Regions from separate parts of the Mus musculus genome. Here region 2 is linked to region 1. The links are chromatin loops, found by intact Hi-C in ENCODE. Cell type or tissue: heart. All regions are shown on one strand.

Region 1 (8,000 bases):
CACCACCGGCTCTGCCACAGAAATAAGTGTTAGCACTTGCAGGAGATGGTCCCCACCCCAAGACTCATTAATCAGAGGACAGAGGCAAGACACACTATGCAAACGGGACAAAGAGTCACAATAACAGCACCATCCTGACTTACTGTCAGGGGCAGAAGGACTGTCCAACCGTAGTTCCATTGGTGTCTCAAGTCTGTTCTTCACAATGAGGGCTGACCGAACAGTGATTACTTTCCGAGCACTGCCTTCCATTGTGACTGCAAATACCACCCGCACAGGTGGGAGTGAAGAGAACTGTGAAAAAGAGAAAGAAAATTGCACCTGGAAAAACACATAGCATGTAAATTCCACTAGAGTATGAAAGTCAAGAGAATTGCTGCCACCATTGCTCTTCAGTAAATTATTATCCACACCAAATCAGTTTTTAGCTCTAAAGTAAGCGAGCAGGCCATAAATACTGTTAAACGTGAATACTCTTAAAAGAGTCAGGACTGCTGGGCATGGTGGCCCATGCCTTTAATCCCAGCACTCAGGAGGTAAAGGCAGACAGATATCTGTTCGGGGCCAGTCAGTGAGTACCAGAACAGCCAGAGCTCTATCATGAGACCCTGCCTCAAAACAACAACAACAACAACAACAACAACAACAACAACAACAACAACAACAACAAAAGGAAAGAGCCAGGACTAGAGGGATGTCCCAATAGTTAAGTTCACTGGCCACTCTTCCAGAGGGCCTGGGTTTAATTCCAGGCACCTACATGGCAGCTCACAACCATCTGTAACTCCAGTTCTAGGGGATTTGCATTCTTTTGGCCTCCTCAGTAACACATTTACATACATGCAGACAAACACACACATCAAATAATTAAAAATAAATCATTTTTTAAGGAACCCACTCTAAAAACATCTATAAAATATTCTACTCAGATATAATACCACAAAGTATGTCCCAAAAGAACATGTGGGGATGGAGCTACAGCTTAGTGGGAGAGTTATCTGCATAGCATACAGGAGGCTTTGGATGTACTCCTTAATTCTACAAAGAGAGGAAGGTAGCAAGGGTTATCTCGAGGCCTACAGACATATTACAAAGAACTTCAATAGTGGTAATGATTTATTCAACTTTCCATATTTCCCGTGATGTGGTAAAAACAAAAAACACACCACCAGGCCTAATAAAGAAACTATAGGACGACTTCTTTTCGAATCTCCCGAGGAAATAAAAAAAGAAGTAGAACCTTGCAAGGTACTAACTGCTTTCCCTCATGTGGCATCTTCCTTCCTAATTAAAACTGAGAAAGCATTCCTTGAACACTAACAATGGGTTGGGTGCTGCCCAGACACACACAGGAAAAAAGAAAATGTCTGCAGAGGTTCAGGCCTGTTTGTGCAAAGCACAGAGTTTAGGAAAGCCTTGTCTGTTTAAGAGATATTTCTCAGGAACAAATGACTTCATTAACTCTCAGTGTGGCTCAACTACCCTTGATGACCCATGTACCTGACATGGAGAGAGCTAGAAACAAACTTTCATCATCACAGCCCTCAAGGCTGTGCTCCATCACAATGGTTTGGTTTCATGTTTGGTTCGTCACGGAGCCAGGGCTGACTTTCACCTCACTGTGTAGCTGAGGATAACCTTGAACTCCTGACTCTATCTCCTCAGTACTGAGATTACAAACATGTCCAACCTTTAAAAAACAGGATGCCGGCTTCAGACACTCAATATAACTGAGGGAAGTGGTTCGTCATTACAACTGTAAGCTGGGTTACAGTTGCTATGTGAAGTTCTAAATGTTCACTCACATTTAACACAGTCTTTGTACAACTACCATACAGAAATATGTATTTAAGAATGAATTCCATGTGCCATACACCACAGAAGGTCTAAAAGCACTACTTTTAGATGCTTCTTTGCCACAGAAACAGATGATAGCATAAGCAAGTCCTTCATCCTGCCGACTTTATTGTTATTAGAGTGAACTATAAGAGAACTGGCTTACTAAGCTATAAAACAAAATGCTCTTCCAAACCAAAGTGCTGGGGAGTCCAAATCAAAATTCAACCATCTTTTCTGGAGTATTTTTGGTTTTCTTATACTATTATTTTTATTTATGTGGATGGCTGTATGTCTGTGTGAGTGATGCCATGAGTGAGAAGGTGTCTGTGGAGGCCAGAAGACGCTGAAGTCACAGGCAACTACAAGCTGCCTGACATGGTGCTGCGAACCGAACGTAGATTACCTGAGCCCCCTTTCTGGAATGGCTTTTCAGGAACACATACTAGTCAGAAATCACCATCAAAGCTCAATCCTCCACTAGCGTAGCTCCAAAGAATCACACACTATAGCTTCCAGATCCACCTCCTACTTCAGTGTCTGTGATCCTTAGGCACAAGAAGTGGGAAAATAATGCCTGGACTATATTCATGTCACTATATTCATGTTTCAAGCACAAGTGGGGCGTAATCTAACTGCTCTTGTATTTTTCTTACAAGGCCTTGGGACCAAGCATATGAAATACACAACTGAACCAGGAGAAACTGATAATTCGGCTGAGAAGGAAAGGAAGCCCTGGCGATGCTAAAATCCTCAGCTATGTGCACTAGCTCAGGAAGACCACTAACAGGAAAGGGCAGTTTAAATGTCAGTCACATACGGGCCACAGAGTCCTTTGACCATGAAGAACACATACCTGTGTACAGCCTCAGTGCAGTGTACACACTCAGTAAGTACAATGATGACAACAGCAAAGTCATACTCACATAAACCTGGGGGTGTATGATGTTTGTTCTGCTGCTTGGGCTGCCGATCTATGAGAGAGTTACAAAAATCAGAGCTTCAATAGCAGTGACACACAATAGCAGTGACAATGTAACTGCCTTGAAAGAGTGGTGTTTAAAACGGCTCTCAGGTACAGTATCACTAAAGACAATATACCATGTCTTGAGCATTAGGGAGAAAATGATATTCAGTCTACTATCATCCGATGGCTGTGTTTCTCCAGGACCCATCAATGTAATGGCTAAGTATGTGTGGGAAGAGCTGTTCCTTTCACTGCTTGACATGAATTTAGGCAGAAAATAATGTTTTTCTCCCAATGAAGATAAGTGGAGTGCCATATAGAGACAGTGAAAATAAACACTCGTGGAAAGGAGTTCTCCAAAAGTATCTCTCATGAGCAAAGCTGCAGTGTCTCTACAGTGTTTGCTTCATCACTGATGCTCAAAAGCAGGTCACCTGCCTAACAAAACATGAATATGGCACAGGGGCACATAAGGTACTTGCATCACCAGAACACTGGCGTCTGCCTATACCAGCAGCTGGGGAAGCTGCCTGCATCCTGCCCCCTGCCCCCCAGCCCCAGGTTGAAAGGCCAGGGAGAAGCAGGTGAACTTAAGTGTGATTAGACAATAAATAGCAATGCTACATAGGATTTAGAAACATAGAGCTAAAAGGACCATGGAAGAGCAATATAATATGAAGATGCATGCAAATGGTAAAGCTTAATTATACATAAAGAACAGCCAAGACAGTTGGCCCTCTATATACACAGGGCTCACATCCTCAAACTCAACCAAGCCCAGACCATTTGATGTGTGGTCAGGCCTACTATGGTCACACATACAATCTCTCTCCTCATCTCTAGCTTCTAAATAATACAGTATTAGCAACTGCTTCCCACAGTACTTTTGTGGAAATGTGATCTCTAGATCACTTGAAGTTTACTGGAAGATACGCATAGACTGTGTGCAAACACTCTGCCATAAAAAAATAAAGACTTGAGCACCAACGATTTGGGTCTGGGGTGGGGCAGGTGAAACCTTGAAACTCATCCCCCATAGACAGAGGGAAGTTTCCCAGACTATGATCAGAGAAGAAGATATCTACCTACATGAAACAACATGTTGCTGCCAAATTCCCACCTCGTTTTCTACTGATGTCAACCATTAGCTGGCTGATCTTCATATTGATTCCTAACACTCACTCCTGAGACAATACTCTGATGTTTTTCTTCTTAGACACAGGGGAGCAAAGCACTTCAACAGAGCAAGGTTATTGCAAGCTTCACTGTGTAACAACCTGGCCTGGCAGAGTGTGCATGACACCAAACAGCAGCCACTCACCGTAGAGGAAGAGGAATTTTTGTCTGGTGCTGCATATCGGAAGAAGGTCCCGACCTTGTCCACAGACACTGGGCTCACTTGCTCCCAGCCATTCACTCGAACTTGCAGCTGATGGATGCGCAGGTCGTGAGTATGTCTGTCAAGAGGATCAGAAAAGGCCCAGTCTCAAAAAGACAGGAAATTAGGAGCAGAGACTCCAACCTGATTGTATTTTATAATGATGTAAAAGCCAGTTAAGCCTTCTCAGCATTACCTGGTGAGAGAAGTCAGGAAGACAGTTTAACTGGCTTTTATGCTGACGGCTACTGGTGAGATGCAGAAGGCCTGGAGCAAGGGGCATCTGCCCTCTTCTCATAAACCATGAAAATCTGTATGCTTGCCAGAGGGCTCCCAGCAGCACCTACCTAATCTTCATGAAATAATGTCAGTGGCAATCAGCTGAATGGAATGATCAGAGTGTCCTGGCCATTGAATCACGTAACCATGCTCTTGGGGTACGTAAGCTTTGTCTTTTTAGTTCCTTTGTTGAAAATTCTACTCCTCTAAGGAACACATCCAGTTTTTTGGCTCAGGCCCTACACAACCACAGACAGGCCTGGGAGACAGTGCCCTTGGAGTTAAGAGTGTACAAGCGCTCAGCTGAAACTGGAGCAGAAGGCAGTGGGCAGAACAGAAGGAATAGGAGGAAATTGCACGTTTAATTCTATTTTAGATTTTGCCTAATTCAAGCCAGAAGGCTGAAGCTGAAATGGGGAACTGAACTTGAGGCTGACAGGAAGGGAGGAGGGCAGCATAGGGACAGTATGCCAAGGGGAAAATGCCAAAAAATGCATTTATTTTGATGAGTTCAAGCAGTACAGTGGGTTACATGGAAACTAAGATGGAAATGACACCAAGCCCTCTCTGATGCAAGAGGCAGGGCTTATTGAAAGATACTATTAACAAGAGCTTCCTGAAGCACAGGGCACCCTGAAAATGTATCCAGCATAGAGATTTTACCCCCACCCCCAAAGGACTCCCAGAGACCCAGACCCATACATTCAAAACCCTCACCAGTCAGGACTAACCCGTGCAGGCAGAACAAGAGGAAGAAAGGCTTTGTTGTGAGGGAGGTTTGCATATGGGCTCAGGCCTGAAGCCAGCCTCTTCCACTTCAGCTTCCCAGAATCAGTCCAAGGCTCAAACACTAAGCCTTCACCTATTTACACCCTAGACAGCCTTTCCATTTAAAAATACTTGCAAATAGTGAGGTAATACCTTACTGGACATTTTATTATCTTTCAGGAAATGGAATTAAAGCCTTCATCTGTATTTGTGCCAAGTCCTCTAGCTGGCTGCGCCAGGAGTGACTGGGTCAGCAGTACCCCTTGAAGAGGTAATCGTACACTGCTTGCTTTTCCTAGCTCTGCATCCTGGGCCTATCTGCTCACAGAAAGTGTGCGGCATAAATGTATCTTAAGACTGAGATAATCAAGCTTGAGAACTGCACATCATCCACTTGGGCAGCTTTCAGGCTCGGTCGCCTACACAGAGACCCGGACAGGGTTTAATGGAGCTGAGTGTGAGTATGTACCTAGCTTTTGTCCAAACTCTGAAATACTTAGTTATCTTCTCACACACCAAGAAAATGGGAATAGAAAGAAATGTTTTTCCAAGATGGCATGACAGCCTATATTCTAAGAGGAAACAGTCACTTTCAAAGTATCTTTGAACAACAAAACATTCAAGTCAGTGAAAGACAAATAGTGAAAGACAAAACACCAGGGACAAACATTTATATCCATGCCATGAAATCCATGAAAAAGAATAAACAACCATATTTTACCTGTGTCGTAACTTTCCTCTGGCTTCAAATTCAAAGGGAATCTCTTCACCTGTGAGGACTTCTCTCCATTCACTGACATTGTGTGCATCATCCAGGAATGCTCCATTCCCTTCTGGAACCACCCCAGGACTCCCACTGTGAGACAGTGCAGCCCTGGAACCAAATCAAATGACAGGTTGTCCCTTCAGCCTTACCCTCCCTACTATCTCTACAGGAGTTCTGAGCCACTAGGAAATCAGCCCTCCCATAACTGACTGACTGCAGTGGCATGATATAACCTGGTTGTTCTTTGTGACCCAAGAAGGACCCGAGAGCAAGTGGCTTCAGCTACTTTCCGGCTCTGTCACAACTAAACATCTTTGGACGTTTAGAAATAGACTGAAGTAATGCTGAGCATTGTACAGCATACTTACAACCTCGGCTGAAGAATGAGAATGACTGTAAAGCCAGCCTGTGCAATAGGGCAAATTTTAGGCCAGCCTGGGCTGCATAGTGAAACTCTGTTTCAAATAATGTTTTTCAATAGAAGAAAGTGTGTGTGTGTGTGTGTGTGTGTGTGTGTGTGTTACATCATGGACATATGTGCATTTGGAGCACAGAGGTTAATATCAGGTGCCTTCATCAATCACTCTCTATCTAATAATTTGAGACAGGGTTTCTTATAATATAACCTAGAACTCATCAACTGGCTAGCATGGCTGTCAGTGAGCTCCAAGGAGCCTCCTATCTGCATGTCTTAGTGTTGGGAAACAGCCACACACTACCATCTTCAGCTTTTTCAAGATTGCTGGAGATCCAAGCTCTAGGCCTAATACACAAGAATTTACTGACTGAGCCATTTTCCCAGTCCTACACAGCAGGCATGAAATCGCCTGCCTCATAAGCAGGAGCACAGGAGTTCAATCACCAGAAACCATGTAAGAATGCTGGGTGTGGTGGTGCATGTATCCCAGCACTGAGGAGGGAGGGACAGGATTCCTGGAGCTGAGTGGTCAGCAGCCAGCCTGGCCTAATCAATAAGCCAATGAGAGACCCTTTGTCAAAGAAAGCAGACATCGTTCCTGAAGATGACATCTGTGGTTGTTCACTGGCTTCTGCATACATACTCACACACATGCATTACCACACATATACATTCACCCATAGCCACATTCATATACCCTCACATGCATGTATGAGCACACACACACACATTCACCCATAGCCATATTCATGCACACATGCACACATATGCATCCAAAGCAAACAAACCAAAGCAGAGTTTTCTACGGGAACAAGCTGGTGACCAGCAAGAATTTAACAGACATGAACTGGTAAACAGCAAAGTCCTGGCTATGGTACCTCATGGCTAGTGGAATCAGAAGAATATTGTTTCAAATCAGCTGACAGTTACTCAGCTCTGCCCTTCATGAAGCTGGAAAGGTCCCATGTATTTAGAGCATTGAGCCAACATCTAAGCAGGCAAAGTCATCAGTCAAGGTTTGCATTCAGCTTAGGCAAATTCCCACAGCCCTCCCAACTCCACCCGATGCTATCTGGGCCAAAGTGTGCTTTAGAGACAAAAATAAGTGTTCAGGAGTCAGGGGTGGAGGGCATTTCCAAAGCAGGCTTATAAGAAAAATGCAAAATACTTAGTTTTGAGACCACATACAGCTTCTTTAAAGAGTATGGAGCCTACAGAAGCCTGGGATGACTTTTCTCTCACCCTCTGACCATGAACATAACACAAACCAGGTCAAGATGAGCACAGCAGCACTACTGCACACTCAGGACCCACTTCACAGCGGTCCTCTGCAGAATCAGTATGTCTCCCTACCATAACTCTCCGGGCACGAGTTACTGGCTCAGTTACCAGCCCAGGGGCTTTGAGCAGGAGCCAGCCTTGCTCTGCCAGGCTGCTGCCCAAGGTTGCTAGGATTTAAGTGTCTCCAGAGACAGAATGAAAGTGCCTTACCTGGTAGGTGTGGTGGTCAGGGTGGCAAACCACAGTGTGCATCCTGTGTGGTTCCGAAGAGCAAAGGGGACAAATGGCTGCCGACGCTTGGGTGTTT
Region 2 (8,000 bases), 200 kb before region 1:
AGAGTAGATCAGCAGTGGGCACCAGTACTGGCTTCTGGGATTCAATTGCCCAGACGTCAGTCTCTTTGAAGGGAAGGGATCACTGCAGGTCACTGAGCTTGGGCTTCAGCTGTCTCCCAGTAGCATGGAGCCATCCCTGAACTGAGCAAGGCTTGAGGCCTGCCTTTCTATATCTTACAGTCTAGTTGCAATGGTGGCCAGGAGAGAGCTTTGTAAAAGAAAAACTCTCAGCCTTCATTGCTTGGTGCTGGGTGGAAAAACAGAACGGGCTCAGTGGTCAGCAAGGCACTAGCTGCCTCAGGTCCACAATGAGCTAACTCATGAGGTAGTCTACTGTGTCTGAGTGTGCAAGATCACACAGGCATGTGAATGGGAGTATGTGTGGCAGTGTATACACACACAGTGGCCTGAAAAGGACTTGGAATTTCTCCTGTCCCTCTCTGCCTCACTCCCTTGCGATGGGGTCCATCACTGAGCCTGGAGCTTGCTGTTTTCCAGCTAGGCTGACTGGCCAGCTGCCAAGCAAGGATCCATCCACCAACTGGCCCTGCCTACTTCCACCCCTGGCCCTGGGATTACAGAAGCACATGGCCACATCTCTCTTTTTACATTGATCCTGGGAACCGAAACTCAGGTTCCCACGCTTGCACAGTGTTATAATCAGGGTTTCTTCTGCTGTGATAAAATCGTATAACCTAAAGCAAATTGGGGGAGAACGGGCTTTATTTCTCTTACACTTCTACATCATAGACTCTCATGGAAGGAAGTTAGGGCAGGACCCTAGAGGCAGGAGCTGATGAAGGAGCCACAGAATCATGCTACTTATCGGCTTGCTCTCTATGGCTTGCTCAGCCTGTTTTCTTATAGCATCCAAGACCCCCAGTCCAGGGATGGCACCACCCACAATGAGCTGTACCTTCCCACGTCACTCACTAATGAAGAAAATGCCCTACAGGTTTGTAGGTTTGCCTACAGCCTTATATTACAGAGATGATTTCTCTATTAAATTCTCCTTCTCTCAGACGACTCCAGCTCGTGTCAAGTTGACATTAAAAACCTAAGCCGGCGCACACCGCAAGTGCTCTTACCCACCAAAACATCTCCCAAGTCCCTAGGCAGCCTACTTCTAATTGTAAGGCCAGCAACCTCTTTTCACTGTCTTTAATCGCAAACCAGGAAAGTTGGAAGGCAGCTCCGCCACAGGGTTCCAACTGGCCCTATAGGAGAGTTGTTTCTTGCACCTCCCTAGCTGTGCCCAGCCCCAGCAGGGCTGAGTCATGGAAAAGTTACTTCTGCTCATTTCTCCCACCAAGCCCACAAAGACTCCTTTCACGTTGTCAGGAGGGGGATGAAAAAATAAAAAAAGTGTGGGGCCCTCCGCCCAAGGCTGGGACGAAAATTTTCAAGCTCCTCTCTAGAGTTAGACTTAGTATCTCCTGCATCAAGGAAGCAGAATGGACCAGTACCAAGAGAGAAAGGGGACACATATTCCACACTACAACTTTCTTATTGAAACCAGCCTACTTAGTTGTGCAGCCTTAGCCCCGTGCTCCCCCACCCCTATCTTCCTGGGAACTGAGGTGTAGGGAGGGAAATGGATAAAGACAGTGACAGCTCATCTCTGGAAAGCTGATGCTGGGGGAAGCCTTAAGCTCACAGATACCAGGACCACAAAATCCACATCCTGACAGTAGACCAAGTAGAAACAGGGCCATTGCATCTGGCCAGACCTTGCATCTGACAGTTGCTTTTGGAATTGCCTAGCCGGTTTTTGTTTGGTCGTTTGTTTTGTTAATTTGTTTGGGGGGGGGCAATTCTTTTATTTTGAGTTGTTGTTGTTGTTGTTGTTGCTCCCCTCTGACTCCAGCTCAGACTCAACAGGGAGAAGCCTGTGTGGCCTTGAATGAATTGCTTACTTATCTGTTGGGCCCAGTTTCCTTAATTGCGTTGAGAGGGCACATAACACCCACCTCCCCAGACCATTTGGGAAATTGTAGTGTGTATAAGACACGTGTGAAGATCCACTGGGGTTCACAGTACCTTTCCACCTCTGTCCCAAACATACACCTGTGGGACATGGACAAGGGTCCTCCTGGTCACTCAGCTGGTCTAGCATCTGATCTGAACAGGATGAACACATACGTGTCTTTCTGTGAATGGCTGGATCTCCGTGTGTTAGTAACCTTTGCTATGAAACAGGTAGAGAAGAGGCTGTGATCTTTACAAGTCCTTAGCCTTACATGGAGTGAAAGGCCTAAGCAAAAAGAATAGCTCTTTAGCCCCACCAGTGTTGAAAACGCTAGTAGCTTAGAGGTGCAGTGTCCCATGTTGGCCACTAGGCGTCTCCAAGGATAATAGATGAGGGCAGAAGCTATGCAGCCTTTTGGGGGTCTCCCCTACTTGGTGTCTTGTACATAGGCCTTAGCAACCGCTGGGCGCCAAGAGTCCGACCCTCCCTGACTGCCATTTCTTTCCTGTTGTTTTATAGACCTGGAAGATGGACGAAATGGCCACCATGGTGGGGTGGGATCTAAGGAAGGCAACGGCCAGCCCTTTGGAGAGTCCTTTAGAAAGAAGAATGGAGCCTGCAGGGACTCTTCACTGCAGTTCTTGGCCAAGCCTGTCCTCCACCTCTCTCCTGCCTTCTTGCCAGAGTGGGGTGGGATGGGAAGAGAAATTAGGTCTGGACTGAATCTCTTCCTCCTGTACTTCCTGGCTGGGTAACCTGGGAAATAGGATGACAAAGTCCCCAAGGCGAGGTCAGCTGGAGGGTGGAATGTCAGACCAGATCGCAGGAGCTCCACACAGGAGAACGGCTTCCTTGCCCCTTCATCCAAACCTAAGAGTTCTCATGACAACTTCTCCCCAGAACTACAGTAGTTGGCAAAAGAGGAAGTGATCTCCACCCCCTCCCCAAATCAGCACTTCTCAAAGGGATTTGTTCACACCCAGGCGGGGAATATTAAAAGCACAGTTAGTTCCTTGTGCACCCAGGGCCTGCTGGATCAGTCTTTGGGGCTGAGGCCCAGGACTCCCAGCCTGAACACGTCCAGGGCTGGAAAGGGCTGCCCCAGATTATAGGGCAGGCTCCCTGGCTGTCTCTCCCTCTCCCGCCCAGGGATGTGCAGAGGGGGCGGGTGGCAAGTCTCATCAGCACTTTTAACTGGGCCTGCTTCTCATGACTCACCTCCTAGACTTCCCGCAACAGGCAAGTCTAAATAGCTGGGTCCCGCCCTCCCAACAGGGAGACGTTCTTACAAGGGGTGGGCAAGAGGTTACAAGGTGGGTGCCCAAAAGGTCAGCGGGGTAAGGGCACCCAGAGAGGGGACACTGGATGAACTGAACAGTGGCATAGCTTTGAAGACGTGTTGTTTACAGGCTTCTGTTATTAAGGAAATTGCTGTCAGTCAAGGTAATTCTAGCCCAGATAAGCAATAAATAAGCTCCCAGCTAATCTTATGGGGATTTTATTGGCACCTGGGGTTAGAGGTCCTTTGCCCTGCTCCCCTTTCTCCCAAAGCAAAATCCTGCCTCCCAAGGGGTCCCTCTACCTCAACGTGAGAGACTTCACGTTAATACAACTTCGGATGTACACTCTTTGAAGGAAAATGGGAATCAGGCAATGATGAAACATAACCTCCTGGTCCTACCTGGAGGCAGAAGAATGACCAAGTGACCTGAAATGAACCCTTGGCGACCCAATAGCATCAAGGCATGCGCGAGTTTCCCCTCGGTTTGCCCGGCCGCTCAGGGGTGGTCACCTGGCCCAGGCTGGGAGCCAGGTCTGATACAGCAAGCTGGCTTGCCAGAGTTGGTTGCAGCGTGTTCGAGTTCCGGCTGCGAGCCCTCGGGGACTAGGGCAGCAAGTTCCAGCTTGCAGAAATGAGAAGCGAGTCCCAGGGGAGTGCGAGACGCAGCGAGACCGGGTGCGCGCCTAGGCGCGTGCCCCGCCACGGCGCAGGGGGAGGGGAAGTCGCCGCAGCCACTCAGAGGCACGATAGTGAAGCCTCCCAACAACTTTAACTGTCAATCAGACTTAATGGGGTATTAAAAAAAAAAAAAAAAAAAAAAAGGAGGGGGCGCCCTTTCGGTCCACGCCGCAGCTGCCCCGCGGACGAAGTAATAGGGCGGTGCAGACTAGGGCGTCCTATCCACGAGTGCTCCACAGTACGGGCCCGACCAAGTTGGAAAGAACAAAAAAGAAGGCAATAAATACTAAAGGGGAGGGGGGAAGAGAGGGAGCCACACCGAGCGGCAACTCCCAGCCCGGGCTGCAAGAGAGGGAGGAGGGAACCGGAGAGAGCGGGCGCGCGCGAGGGCGAGCTGTGCACGAGAAGAAACTGACACCCGGACCCCCCACTTCTCCTGCACGGTGCTGGCAATCAGATCGCGTTTAAGCAATTTCCTGAGCCCAAGAATAGCAATGAGTCGGGAGACTTTCGCGGACTGAAATTGGGAGCTGCAATCACTCCCCAGGTTTTGTGTGTGGTGTTTTTGTGTGTGGTTTTTTCCCCCCTTTCTTTTTCTGGAGAAAGTTGGAGGGGGGCGCTACAATTGGGAAACAGCTTTTTTGTTTGTTTGTTTTGTTAATCTTGCACTTTGAAACCGCGGACTGTAGCTGTGTGCGCGCTGTGGTTGGTGCTTTTTTTTTTTTTTTTTTTCGTCCCTGGCCTTGCCTAAACTCTTCTGTCGGTCTGTAAACATTACCTGTGAATTTCCCAGCCGAAACGGCTGTTGGGGCAAGAAACTTCTTGTTAAAACTTCCCACCCCTTGGACTCTCCACAGCCCCTCTCACCGTCCCAATCTTCTGAGACGCTTTTTACCTCTCCGCCAGAGCAGAGTTTATCTTTTTTTTCTTTTTCTTTTTTTTTTCTTTTTCCTCCCATTTTTCCTCGCCCTGTCCTTTACATCTGAAAGGAGATCAGTTCAAGAGTGACCAGGTGGGACGCCTCCTTTTCCTTATTTAGTTTATTATTGTTTGGGGGAGTTTTCTTTCTATCTTTTTTTAATTCCTGTCCGGGGAGTTTTGTCCACCGCCTCCTACCACCTCCCCCTGTACCCCGCTCCTCCGCGCGGAGGATGGTGTGGAAATGGCTGGGCGCGCTGGTAGTGTTCCCTCTGCAAATGATCTATTTGGTAACCAAAGCAGCCGTGGGAATGGTGTTGCCCCCCAAGCTTCGGGACTTGTCGCGGGAGTCAGTCCTCATCACCGGCGGTGGGAGAGGCATCGGACGCCACCTCGCTCGGGAGTTCGCAGAGCGTGGCGCCAGAAAGGTACACGGCGTGGGGGCGGGGTGGCACTGCGACACCTGGAGTGGGCGCTGAGGGTAAAGGGACTCTGGCACGCAGGGAGGGGGAGGCAGTCGTGGGGGGTGTTCCCACCTGCTGCGGGTGCGGAAACCAGCGCCAACGATCTGAAAGTCTCAAGCCACCCACTCCTTGCATCACCTGGGACTGCGAAGCAAGTCGGTTTCATCCTTCATAGATTTCCCGGGCACCGGACTGTGTTTTGGCAGGCCCTGAGTTGCTTGGCTCCCCTGGGATTGGTATCTCGCTGGCTATTTACCCCTACCAACTACCATACCTAGAATACCCACCCATTTTGCCGCATGACTCTTTCTCTAAGGTGTAGTGCCCTCTCTCTCTCTTTGCCCGCACCCTGCCAAGCGCAGGGTGTGCGCGCGCCCCTAGGTAGAGCTGGAAGCCAAACCCCCTGCTAGCTTGCGCTTGGTATTTTGCTTGGCAACTCGCTGCCTAGTCCCAAACAAGCTGAGAGGTTGCAGCTAGGCAGGGACGTGAGATAGGGTGCTCGGTTCAGATTTGTAAAGGAGAGAGTTGACGTGGATGGTCTAGTCCGGCTGAAAGACTGGGAGGCCCAGGTGTTTAAAATTCTGAAAGAGGGGTGAGGGGGTAGCCAGCCGCTGATAAAGAGAGCCCTTGTCCTCACCTTCAACCTTGATTCCCACCCCCGCCCTCTTCATCGGAGGGGATCCTTCTCAGCTGGATTGGAAGGTGGCACTGTGCCCCTCTGACCACTGCCTCTTATTATGTGGGTGACACCAGCTCCCCATGCTCCAGGTTTTGGAGACGTGGTGTTGCAGAGTACTGGAGGGAGAGCCAGCTGTCACCCAACTTGCAACTGCAGACCCGGCTGACTCACTCAGTGGCAAGAGCAATGGAGAGGGATTTGAGGCCGGCAGGCCGGTCTGTCTCCAGCCGGCCCGCGAAGACGAAGAACAAACTAGGGAATTAGTTTGAAATTTAAACTGTTGCTAAGGAGGGGGGGTGGGAGGACCAGGCTAGCCAGCTGATCTGACATGGAGCCGCATACCTTGGGGATTAGAGTAAATATGCTCTGTGGAAAGCCAAACCTTCATGTAATTCCAGGTTGCTTTTGTTTTGTTAAATACTGCCCTGAGATTTACAATTCCTTCGGTGGCTGAGACTGAACTTTGGAGTCTGAACTATCATCCAAAACTGATTGCCCATTAACTCTTCCCTGGCCAAGCTGTTCTAGCATGAACAGCTGGGGCCTGGGGTCCTCCAGCTGTCCAGGGCTCCTGAATCTCCTTGGGTGGTTTGGACAGCTGTTTAACCTTGCCTTTGGAAGGGGAGTTCAGAAGTGTTTTTAACCCTTGGAGTTGCTGAATTAAAAGGAAATATGGGTTGTTCTCATCGGTTTCTCTTCTTGGGGTGTGGGGGGTCTCCATGGAATTCTTCCAAAGCTCTTTGTGGAGGGGGACCAAGAGGGCAGTGAAGGGGACCCTGGCAGAGGGGATACTTGTGACAGTTGCTTATGCTTGACACAATGTGTGTCTCAGTTGCCTGAATCTTCCAGCTGGCTCTGATCCTGACACTCTTCCACTGTTCTTGTGGCAGACTGCAGTAGCTTATGAGAAAGGCTTTGTCAATCTGGAAAAACTTGACCGACTGTAAACAATCCTAAATTGAAGGCAGAAGTAGGCTGGGGGAGGGGGGGGATGTGAGTGCAGAGTGGATCCAACAGGTTCATACCCTGGAAGGCACAACCCCACCTATCTTGGAAAGGACAAGCTTTTCCAGGAAACAAGCCCAGGCTGATGAGAAATGGGCCTTTAATTGGTGGTGGGGTCGCCCCAAAGAAAAGCCAGGGGAGCCTGGGAAACTCCTGGTGCCATTTACTTGGCTGGCAGAATAACACACACACACACACGCACACACACACACACACACACACACATACACACACACACGCACACACGCACACACACACGCACACACACACACACACACACGCGCACACGCACACACACACACACACACACGCACACACGCACACAAACACACACGCGCACACGGACACACGCACACACACGCGCGCACACGCGCACGCGCGCGCACACACACACACGCACACACACACGCACACGCACACACACGCACACACACACGCACACACACACACGCACACGCACACACGCACACACACGCACACACACACGCACACACACACACGCACACACACACGCACGCACATACGCACACGCGCGCACACGCACACGCGCACACGCACACACGCACACACACACACACACACACACACACACACACACACGCGCGCGCGCGCGCGCACACGCACACGCACACACTCACACCGGAGCTCCCTGGAATCATAACTTTCTGCAGTTACTGGAGCCACTGCATTCAGTAAGCCTTTCTCCAGCTCTTTCTGTGGGAAGGTGGACTCTATCCTCTTAGCTGAATGCAACTGGGGCCAGTGTATGGACAACCCCCCAGACCCAGAAGTGGTTAGGACCCTGTGGGCTTGGCAACAAAGGGCTGAGTGCTGTGGGGGTTGGGAGTTTGCAGTTAAGTTGGTTTGGGACAGGTGTGAACTAGATACTGGGGGTGGCCCAGGAGTGTGGGAGGAAACCAGGAGAAGTCAGTGGTGTCCCAGGTGCAAATAGGTACTCACCAGCACCAGCCTCAGTGAAAGCAGCAGCTGCCACTGAGAGAAATC

What was found. Peaks named below come from ENCODE experiments on the same cell type or tissue, not always from the same donor. Only the 100,000 strongest peaks of a DNase experiment are listed, where the experiment ranks them.
Region 2: a loop joins it to region 1, with 2.9 times the contacts of the local background. A loop is called at or near these places in 5 of 42 quality-filtered maps.

What each region holds. Positions count from the first base shown.
Region 1 is chr4:145,092,062-145,100,061 of GRCm38, forward strand. Vps13d (vacuolar protein sorting 13D) reads right to left here. Exons shown (of 70, transcript NM_001276465.1): 41 at 7,904-8,000; 42 at 5,950-6,102; 43 at 4,125-4,260; 44 at 2,763-2,810; 45 at 144-294; 46 at 1-11. Among named protein-coding and RNA genes, the nearest start is that of Vps13d, 99 kb to the right of the region's middle. In heart, no CTCF peak of the experiment used is centred here; a DNase peak (open chromatin) is centred at 4,860.
Region 2 is chr4:144,888,435-144,896,434 of GRCm38, forward strand. Dhrs3 (dehydrogenase/reductase (SDR family) member 3) reads left to right here and starts at 4,643. Exons shown (of 6, transcript NM_011303.7): 1 at 4,643-5,275. The coding sequence starts at 5,081. It also overlaps a transcript of Vps13d not described here. In heart, no CTCF peak of the experiment used is centred here; DNase peaks (open chromatin) are centred at 3,047, 3,917, 4,307, 5,387 and 4 weaker places; H3K4me3 peaks cover 3,404 bases; H3K27ac peaks cover 2,307 bases; H3K27me3 peaks cover 882 bases.